Regions from separate parts of the Homo sapiens genome. Here all the other regions are linked to region 1. The links are chromatin loops, found by intact Hi-C in ENCODE. Cell type or tissue: PC-3. All regions are shown on one strand.

What was found. Hi-C counts contacts between places; a loop is a spot of excess contacts. Peaks named below come from ENCODE experiments on the same cell type or tissue, not always from the same donor. Only the 100,000 strongest peaks of a DNase experiment are listed, where the experiment ranks them.
Region 2: it touches region 1 in a loop (4-fold over the local background); 3 of 110 quality-filtered maps call a loop at or near these places.
Region 3: it touches region 1 in a loop (9-fold over the local background); 29 of 110 quality-filtered maps call a loop at or near these places.
Region 4: a loop joins it to region 1, with 8 times the contacts of the local background. A loop is called at or near these places in 54 of 110 quality-filtered maps.

The regions. Positions count from the first base shown.
Region 1 is chr11:33,541,904-33,544,403 of GRCh38, forward strand. It overlaps KIAA1549L (KIAA1549 like), which reads left to right. Exons shown (of 21, transcript NM_012194.3): 2 at 1-2,433. Among named protein-coding and RNA genes, the nearest start is that of C11orf91, 160 kb to the right of the region's middle. In PC-3, CTCF peaks have their summits at 1,230 (motif pointing right) and 1,429; no DNase peak of the experiment used is centred here.
Region 2 is chr11:33,630,137-33,632,636 of GRCh38, forward strand. All of the region lies in intron 16 of KIAA1549L (KIAA1549 like), which reads left to right. Among named protein-coding and RNA genes, the nearest start is that of C11orf91, 69 kb to the right of the region's middle. In PC-3, a CTCF peak has its summit at 1,490 (motif pointing left); no DNase peak of the experiment used is centred here; H3K27ac peaks cover 453 bases.
Region 3 is chr11:33,370,248-33,372,747 of GRCh38, forward strand. No RefSeq gene overlaps it. Among named protein-coding and RNA genes, the nearest start is that of KIAA1549L, 4.6 kb to the right of the region's middle. In PC-3, a CTCF peak has its summit at 1,096; DNase peaks (open chromatin) are centred at 1,394 and 2,454; H3K4me3 peaks cover 3 bases; H3K27ac peaks cover 1,539 bases.
Region 4 is chr11:33,741,210-33,743,709 of GRCh38, forward strand. It overlaps FBXO3 (F-box protein 3), which reads right to left. Exons shown (of 11, transcript NM_012175.4): 11 at 1-875. The coding sequence ends at 699. Among named protein-coding and RNA genes, the nearest start is that of CD59, 6.0 kb to the left of the region's middle. In PC-3, a CTCF peak has its summit at 1,461 (motif pointing left); no DNase peak of the experiment used is centred here; H3K27ac peaks cover 995 bases.

The DNA of each region.
Region 1 (2,500 bases):
CTTCCTCAGCAGCAGACAGAATCAAGACCGTGCTGGGACAGTCCTCTGACAACACAAGCTTGCCACAGTCAGCCCGAACCCCTGCGTCCAAGACACACCACAGAACTAGGGCTCACGCGGACTTCTCTTCTTCCCTTTACCAAGGAAGCGGACATAGCGCCTCCCTCGAACCTTCCAAGGATTCTACCGAGTCCCTGGTCCAACCGGGGCCTAAAGGGGGACAAGAAGCAGCCGATGTGTCAGGTTTGCCTCTCACCAGCATGCTCCCCTCGTTGTCCACAGTCCCATCAGGGACATCCTTCAGTGCTGTCCCCCCATCCCAGCCAGTATGGGCAGGGACTTCCTCCATTTCAAAGCATCCCCCAAGGTCAGACATTCCCCCACTCCTCCCTCTACCTCCATCCTCTTCATTGGCTCCTGACTCACCTCATTCCATCATCTCTGAGCCAGCAGAGCAATCCCCCAAAGTGCTGTTAGTTCCCCAAACAGCTCCAGCCGACCCCTCTTTAGGTCAGAACATAGCTAATCCCTTAATCCCATTTTCTGATGAAATGGACCACACTGCATCCCAAAATGCCCAGGATCTCATAGGCATCCCTCATCTAGGTGTTTCTGGATCCTCAACAAAATGGCATTCCGAGCTGTCCCCAACAGAGGGTCCCCATTCAGCAGGTTCATCCACACCTGGGTTTTTGAGCCCCATGGCAGAACTGTCCCATCCGTCTCCCCCTCCCCCAGCACTTGGAAGTCTTCTTCAGCTTCCAGATGGAAGCCCCTCATGGTCAATGTTGGAAGTGGCTTCAGGTCCTGCATCCACCCAGCAGATCAAAGCTGGGGTGCCTGGAAGAGTGCACAATGGGGTGTCTTTGCCAACTTTTAAGAATACAGAAACAGCGACCCATGAGGCTGAGCCTCCACTTTTCCAGACTGCAGAATCAGGGGCCATAGAAATGACCAGCAGAAAGCTAGCCTCTGCCACTGCAAATGACTCTGCTAACCCGCTGCATTTGTCAGCAGCTCCAGAGAATTCCAGAGGGCCCGCCCTTTCGGCAGAACACACCTCTTCTTTGGTGCCTTCTCTGCATATCACCACACTGGGTCAAGAGCAAGCCATCCTTTCTGGGGCGGTTCCCGCATCACCATCAACTGGGACAGCCGACTTTCCCTCCATACTTACTTTCCTCCAGCCCACAGAGAATCATGCCTCCCCATCTCCTGTGCCAGAAATGCCCACTCTTCCAGCAGAGGGCAGTGATGGGTCCCCTCCTGCAACTAGAGACTTGCTCCTCTCAAGCAAAGTTCCTAATCTTCTTTCCACATCTTGGACATTTCCCCGGTGGAAAAAGGACAGTGTGACAGCCATTTTAGGGAAGAATGAAGAGGCAAATGTGACGATTCCTCTCCAGGCCTTTCCAAGGAAAGAGGTTTTGAGTCTTCACACTGTAAATGGATTTGTCTCTGATTTCAGCACCGGTAGTGTCTCATCTCCCATCATTACAGCACCAAGGACGAATCCCCTTCCTTCAGGACCACCTCTACCTTCCATACTCTCCATACAAGCCACCCAGACTGTTTTCCCATCTCTTGGCTTTTCCAGCACCAAGCCAGAGGCTTATGCAGCTGCTGTGGACCATTCTGGGTTGCCAGCTTCAGCTTCCAAACAGGTGAGAGCATCGCCCTCCTCCATGGATGTATATGATTCCTTAACAATAGGAGACATGAAAAAGCCAGCAACCACAGATGTTTTCTGGAGTTCTCTTTCAGCAGAAACTGGATCTCTTTCCACAGAATCAATAATATCTGGCTTGCAGCAGCAAACAAATTATGATTTAAATGGACACACAATTAGCACCACAAGTTGGGAAACTCATTTAGCTCCAACAGCTCCTCCCAATGGTTTAACTTCAGCTGCCGATGCCATAAAATCTCAGGATTTCAAAGATACTGCTGGGCATTCAGTGACTGCAGAAGGGTTTAGTATTCAGGATCTAGTCCTCGGTACAAGCATTGAGCAGCCTGTGCAACAGTCAGACATGACCATGGTTGGAAGCCATATAGACCTCTGGCCCACAAGCAATAACAACCATTCCAGAGACTTCCAAACAGCTGAAGTTGCATATTACTCACCCACAACTCGACATTCCGTGTCTCATCCTCAGCTACAGTTGCCCAACCAGCCAGCACATCCTCTTTTGCTAACCTCACCAGGACCAACTTCTACAGGTAGCTTGCAGGAAATGCTTTCAGATGGAACAGATACAGGTTCTGAAATTTCCAGTGACATCAATTCATCACCTGAGAGAAATGCTTCCACACCATTCCAGAACATCTTGGGATATCACTCTGCTGCTGAATCTTCTATATCGACCAGTGTCTTTCCCAGGACCTCCTCCAGAGTGCTGCGGGCTTCTCAGCACCCCAAGAAATGGACAGGTGCAGCCACTAATGCAGGTAGTTTGTTTCCCGGTACCCCCAAAACAGGCATGACTGCTTTTGTGGT
Region 2 (2,500 bases), 88 kb after region 1:
TCTCAGATCTCCAGCTGCATGCTGGGAGGACCACAGCTCTCTTCAAAGCTGTCAGACCGGGACATTTAAGTCTGCAGAGGTTACTGCTGTCTTTTTGTTTGTCTGTGCCCTGCCCCCAGAGGTGGAGCCTGCAGAGGCAGGCAGGCCTCCTTGAGCTGTGGTGGGCTCCACCCAGTTCGAGCTTCCCGGCTGCTTTGTTTACCTAAGCAAGCCTGGGCAATGGCGGGCGCCCCTCCCCCAGCCTCGCTGCCACCTTGCAGTTTGATCTCAGACTGCTGTGCTAGCAATCAGCGAGACTCCGTGGGCGTAGGCCCCTCCGAGCCAGGTGCGGGATATAATCTCCTGGTGCGCCATTTTTTAAGCCTGTCGGAAAAGCGCAGTATTCGGGTGGGAGTGACCCGATTTTCCAGGTGCCGTTTGTCACCCCTTTCTTTGACTAGGAAAGGGAACTCCCTGACCCTTTGCGCTTCCCGAGTGAGGCAATGCCTCGCCCTGCTTCGGCTCATGCATGGTGCGTGCACCCAGTGACCTGCGCCCACTGTCTGGCACTCCCTAGTGAGATGAACCCGGTACCTCAGATAGAAATGCAGAAATCACCCATCTTCTGCGTCGCTCACGCTGGGAGCTGTAGACCGGAGCTGTTCCTATTTGGCCATCTTGGCTCCTCCCGATTTAAGAGATTTTCAAGGGCTTTTCTCTACATGATTTTTACCTACTCTGCTGGCTGGCATTAGCATTAGCATCTAAGCTTTGTATGAGATTCCACTGTATCAACCCGTGTGAGGCTCTGTGGAGAAGGGAAAGATGTATTAATTTTCGTGCATGGCCAGGTAATTACTAGTGGAGGAGAGAGGTGGAGGCACGTGCAACGTACTGTGGCAATGAACTTGGATGGGAAGAGGAAGTGCTCCTGAGGGTTTGTTCCTTCCTGTCTGTCCCACAGCCACTGCCCAGTACTGTCTCCATTACTCACCACTGCTGAAGCTGCCAGACAGCTGCCAGGGACATCCTTCTAAAACACACACTCTTGTTCAAAATCCTCCAGGAGCTCCCCATAGCTTTGGAGATAAAACTCAGACTCTAAGCTCCCAGCTCAGCACTTTTCTGCTCTGGCTGGCCCAGATGTGCCCTTCTAGCTGACGCGTGTTACTCCTTCAACCACCCCCTTGGCTCCAGCCTGAACACCTTCCCCAAACTTGTCCTGTGGTTTCTCATCTCCGGGTTTTTGCATGCATGCATCACTCCGCCTGGAATCTCCCTTCCCACCTGCTTCATCCAGGCCCAGGCTGCTCAGCCTCCTCGCTGTTAACACTTAGGGCTGTAGAGTTTCTTCATATGGTGCGCTGTCCTGTACGTTACAGGGTTTTTAGCAGCATCCGTGGTCTCTACCTATGCCTGAGGTGCCAGAAGCCCCTCCCAGTTGTGACAACCAAAATACGTCTCCAGGCATTGCAGATGTCCCCTGGTGGTCAAACCTGCTCCTGGCTGAGAACTACTGACCTAAGCAATGCTTTTGGAACTTGGTTTAAACATGACCTTCCCCAGCACCTTTTCCTGGCCCCTATGCCTATGGGCCCCTCCTTTGTGTTCCAGTAGCCCCTGATACCCCAATCAAAGCCTTCACCTCCAACTTCCATTAGTTAGTTCACTTGTGTTATTTCCCCATGCAACTCCTCGAGGACAGGAGTCATGTTTTATTTATCCTTGAAACCACAGCACTCGGAATAGTAACTGGCACACAGTAGATGCGGTGTCTCTATTTGTTGGGCAAATGAACAAACAAGTGTGTCAAACAGAAGAGGTGACTCCTGAGCTGAGACTTGAAAAAATGGGTCACGTTTCTAGCTCTGAGCCAAATACACATTAGATTTGACGGAATATCAAAACCATAGGCTGATGTCCATTGCCATTTGGAGTTCACTGTGAATGGTGGTTATCCACTAAAATCCTTTGGCAAAAGCAACAGAAACTCCAACTTAAACGATCTTAAAACATGAACAGGGTGAATTGTTTACGGTAAATCCAGGCATGGTTTGGTTGGGGCCCCAGTCTGTTCCTCTGCATTATACACAGGTCTGTGTTCCCTTGTGTGTTGGCTGTATCCACAGGTGGACTCTGGTAAGAAATCCCAGGCCTCATATCTACATCCTGTATGGACCAGTGCAAGAGGGAATTCTCTTTTCCCAACCTCAAGACAAGGTTTATGGGTTTTACTCTGACTGAGCCATCATATGCCAAGTGTCCAGCCCTTCATGAATCACTGTAGCAGTGAATGCGGGGAGATTACACTGATTAATTTAACTTGGTCAGGCCCCATCGATGGAGCTGGGGCAGCTTAGTCCCAGCTAGCCCCCCTGGCTGAAACACAGGGAGAGAAGGAGATGGATGCTGAGGCCATCACAGTGCCTGCTACAGTACCTGCTGCTTGAGGAACACTTGTAGTTGGACTTTTTTATTTAGAGAGACAGATCTTGCTCTGTTGCCCAGGCTGGAGTACAGT
Region 3 (2,500 bases), 170 kb before region 1:
GTTTCTGAAAGGGATAGTGTGGTAGCGTTTTAAAGTTTTCTCAAGGTTACTAGTTATTAGGTGATGGAGTTAGGACTTCAACTCAGGTTGTAAATCATTGAGATTTTCAATGACCAATCCTGGTTTCCACCCCACAGAGCCCAAGAAATAGTCTCAACACAGTGAGACAAGAAATTGAGGGCAAAGAGAGACAGTAAAAATGAGCTAGCCCCATACTGTCAAATGCTAGACCAGATCTCTGCTCTGCTATTGGATGAATCCCAAAAGCAACAGAAGTATTAGTGAGAGACAGATTGACCTTTGATCGTTAAAAAACAAACAAAAGACCCTGCCTCCTCCCACTGGAGGATTTATTTATTTATTTATTTGAGACGGAATCTCACTCTGCTGCCCAGGCTGGAGTGCAGTGGCATGATCTCGGCTCACTGCAACCTCTGCCTCCCGGGTTCAAGTGATTCTCCTGCTTCAGCCTCCTGAGTAGCTAGGATTGCAGGTGTGCACCACCATGCCTGGCTAATTTTTCTATTTTTATTAGAGATGGGGTTTCACCATGTTGGCCAGGGTGGTCTCAAACTCCTGACCTCAAATGATCCACCCGCCCAGGCCTCCCAAAGTGCTGGGATTACAGGCGTGAGCCACTGAGCCTGGCCCCCCTGGAGGATTTAGAGGATAATTAGCCAGAACCTGGAGGAGCTGAAATGTCATCAATGGATGTCAAGTTGAAGTCAACAAACACTGAGTAGCTAGGCTGCTGTGGGGGACACCCTGAGGACTGAGATCAGTCTCACTCACCCTGGAGTCTAGGGGCTGGTCCTAGTGGGTGCTGTTACCGTCTTGCTGGGCCCGATGTGCTGGGCCTTGGGGTGGGCCTGGGAAACTGTTTTTAGAAAAACAGGTTGAGATATAAGGGGGAGGGGAAAGCTAGTTGACCTGCGTTTCTGCAACAGCCTTCTTACAGTCGGCCTCCTCCTTATCTCACCCCTGTTGTACCCGTTCTACAAGGTGGCCAGAGTGATTTTCCTGGAACACACATTCACCACTCCTCTGCTTTAAAATTTGTCCCTAAGCTCCCTACTGCCCTCTGTCATTGTTAATTCAGCTGCATCTCTTTGCCCTTGCGGGCAGTTGCTGTCTGCGGGGAACCCATATGATAAGCATTTGTCTCAGGGCCAGGACAGTGCCAGGCAGGAAGGGCCCAGTAAACGACCCATCGTTGTTATATCCAGTGTTTTCTCAAGGGCACGGAAGCAAAGAAAACCATATTTAAATTTTTGTTTTGAATTTCTTCTGTCTCAATGTCTGCAATATACACCATGGCACCAGTCCCTTGCTTGCCTCCCTAACCTCCTCTCTCAGCAGTTTCCTCTGCAGAAGCCCACAGCATCCTTTCCCGCCCCCCTGACAGCATATACTGAACTGTGGCATAATTGAGTGTTTACTCATCTCCCTCACTTACTCTTTTTTTTTTTTTGAGATGGTGTCTCACTCTGTCGCCCAGGCTGGAGTACAGTGGTGCTATCTTGGCTGACTGCAAACTCTGCCTCCCAGGTTCAAGCGATTCTCCTGCCTCAGCCTCCTTAGTTGCTGGGATACAGGCGCCCACCATCATGCCTGGCTAATTTTTGTATTTTTAGTAGAGATGGGGTTTCACCATGTTGGCCAGGCTGGTCTCGAACTCCTGACCTCATGTGATCCACCCGACTCAGCCTCCCAAAATGCTGGGATTACAGGCGTGAGCTACCGCGCCCAGCCTCCCCCACTTATTCCTAAGTATGGAGTTCAGTGAGGGTGGGGACAAGGCCTTGCTTGCTGTGGGAATCCTAGAGTCTAGAACGGTCCTGGGTGCACAAAAGGAGTTCAGTGTAGACTTGGGCTTTGCTCCAGCAAGGAGTGTCAGCAACAGAGTTCTTGACTAGAGGAGAAATAGCTGCCTATTTTAAAAAGAATGAAAGCAGAGGCCTAGAGATTTCCCCTCTATGAATGGCAGAAATTTCTGTTGTGGGCCTGAAACAATTGCCCAAAGATTGTTCTTTCTTCCCAGCCTAACAAAATGCTTTGCACAAAACACACTGACTTTTGAAAGCTATGTAGCAATAAATTTACACACTGAGAAAGCCCCAAAGCCCTAGAAATAGACTAAAATTAATGAAAGAGTTTATGGTTTAAGAGGGTTGCAATTGTCATATAATAAGATTGGTTGAGTGTTTACTGTGTGTCAAGTATTCTTCTAAATGCTTGACATGTATCAATTCAATTCTCAAGACAATTCAATGAGGGAGTCACTCTTATCATTTCCAGTTTTATAGGTGAGAGATATAGAGTAATCTCTATATGATGTGCCCAAAGTTAAACAGCTAGTAAACGGTAAGGCCTGAATTTAAATCTGAGTAAAGTTTCAGAGTCTATACAGTCACCCACCAATCAATGACTCATCAGTCAAAGATCTCACCAAGCTTCCTGCTCCAGCAGAGAACCCTTCCGGAGTGGTTCCTCCTGGATA
Region 4 (2,500 bases), 200 kb after region 1:
CATTTCAAAAATGCATCTGTGAATAATATGATAAAGCGCATAGTGTTGAAGACTTTAAATTAAATCCAAGGTCATCATGTTGAAGACCTGAAATTAAATTCAAGGTTGTAGTGATGAAAAATTTAAAGTCAAGGTCTTAGCGATAAAGACTTTAAATTCAAAGACAGATTGTCTAAGGACAAACCACTAGCGTTCAAGTTGTTTAGTCAATTAGTTCTCTGTGAGTACAAAATATTAGGAATCACTAAATGGATTAGCCTAATTACAAATTTTGATCATTTCTAAATAACTCACAACTGCAAGAAGTCTTTTCACAGAATGAGTCACATAGTTTCTCTCTATCCTTGTGCAGGTATTTTAAATCCTTATTCAAAACAGTTCCCTCTCCATTTCTAGATTTTTGTAAGTATAAAATATTTTAAAACAAAGGTATGTCCATTCCTTAGCTAGAGAACTATTCTTCCACTGACTCCTGGAAGAGAAAAAAAAGATTCCCATTTCTTCCTCTACCTCAAAAACACAAAGCAAACCCAAACAATCCAATTCCTAATGTAGTGTCACATAGAACCCAGGGCCTGAAACAATATTTCATGCTAGTTTTCCTGCTATATGCAGAGAACAATTTAGTTATTTACATTATTGAGAAATCTATTTAACAGCCTAGAATCATCCTAGTGCTTCCATCAGCAGAAGGCTTGCTAAAAAAGGCGTGAGCAGCGGCGTCTGCGAATGGGAACATCAAAGACTCTCCTCCGTCTCTCCTCTTCATCATCTTCATCTGATTCATCCATATCTGCTGAATCATCATCCTCGTCTTCCTCCTCTTCCTCCTCCTCCTCTTCTTCCATCTCTTCATATTCATCAGGACCCATTTCCTTGAAAGAGAAAACAATCTTTTGATAAGAAGAGCATCTATCAGTTTTTTAGTTATTTCATGTAAATTCTCATTTATCTAGAATTCAAACAACCAGACACGCCAAATATGAATTTCCATAGACTTGAACAGTGGATTCTCACAACACACATGCTGATGCAAGATTCTGGAGTGGATTCTATATCTTGTGTTAAATAATGCTCAGTGTGATTTTTTTGTTGTTGTTTAATGGAAGATCTTCTTTTTAAAAAAATTATTATTTTTTCTTAGAGACGAGTTCTTGCTGTGTTGCCTAGGCTAGCCTCAAACTCCTGGGCTCAAGCAGTTCTCCCACCTCATCCTCCCGAGTAGCTGGGACTACAGGTGCATGCGACCCAGCCCAGCTCAGTATGGTTTTAATGGTAAATATTTCACTAAGCCAGTACTTATTTTTTACACAGTAGTTGGTAATTCACAGAAGGTAGCAAACAGACCACTTGTAACAATCCAAGATACAGTTTTACTGAGCTTATATTCATATACTGAATAATAATTATTAAGCTATATACTTACAGAAAAGAGGATATGAAAATATTAATCAAGTATGACCTCTACTGGTAACTTTTATGCACTGTCAACAAGAGATCTAAGATTTTTATTGAGCTCCTACCATAAAGACACATCATTTCAATTCAACCATCAGTAGCCTCTACTTTTTAAAAAAATATTTTTATTTTTTTAGTGGCTTGAAACAGCAACAGTCATTATTATCTCTCATGGTTCATGTGGGTTGGTGTTTGGGAAGTATTCAGTGGGGTGGTTCTGGGTTGGGGTGTCCCGTGATGTTGCAGTCCGATGGTAGCTGGAACTGCAGTCATCTCACGAGCTTCTTCATTCACATGTCTGGTACCCGCGCAGGATGATCCAAATATCTGGAGTCTGAAACAGCTGGGGCTCCTGGGTGCCTCCCTCTATCTCTGTGTGATGTCTCTACATGGTCTCTTCTGCATGACGGCTTCATGGTAGCTGGACTTCTTACATGGTGGCTCAGGGTGTCAAAGACACATGTCCCAGGAGAGAAAGACAGAACCCTAGGCTGAAGGAATATTACCTTTTTCTAACTCAGAAATCACAGTGTCACTTTGCCGATTCGTTATAAGTATATATCTAAGATCAACCCACACTGGAAGGAAATGACAGCCTCTATTTTAAAATTACCTTGTTGGAGGCTCTCAGATTAGGACAGTAGTGATGTTGAACATGCATCTGAATATCTCTTGGAAATGTCAATTCTGCCCATGCAATGTCTGTAATCAAGCCATGACTTACTCTGCTGTCAATGTTCTCTCTCACACATTTGAAGACGCAATGGGAGGGGCTGCTACATTGAACAGAATTCTGAACAGCAAGGACCTACTTGGTATTCTGGAAAGTATGGGGCAACTTGGGGCGTGATGTCAGCCAGAGTCCTTCCACCAAGGCTTTTATGGTGTTACGTGATCCACCACCCCATTAACACTCTGATCTAATCTCCAGCCCCTCTCCCTGTTGTTCACTGCACTCCAGCTACACTGGCCTCCTTGGGTCAAGCACACCAAGCACATTACTGTTTCGGAACCTCCACACGTGCTGCTCCTTTGCTTCGAC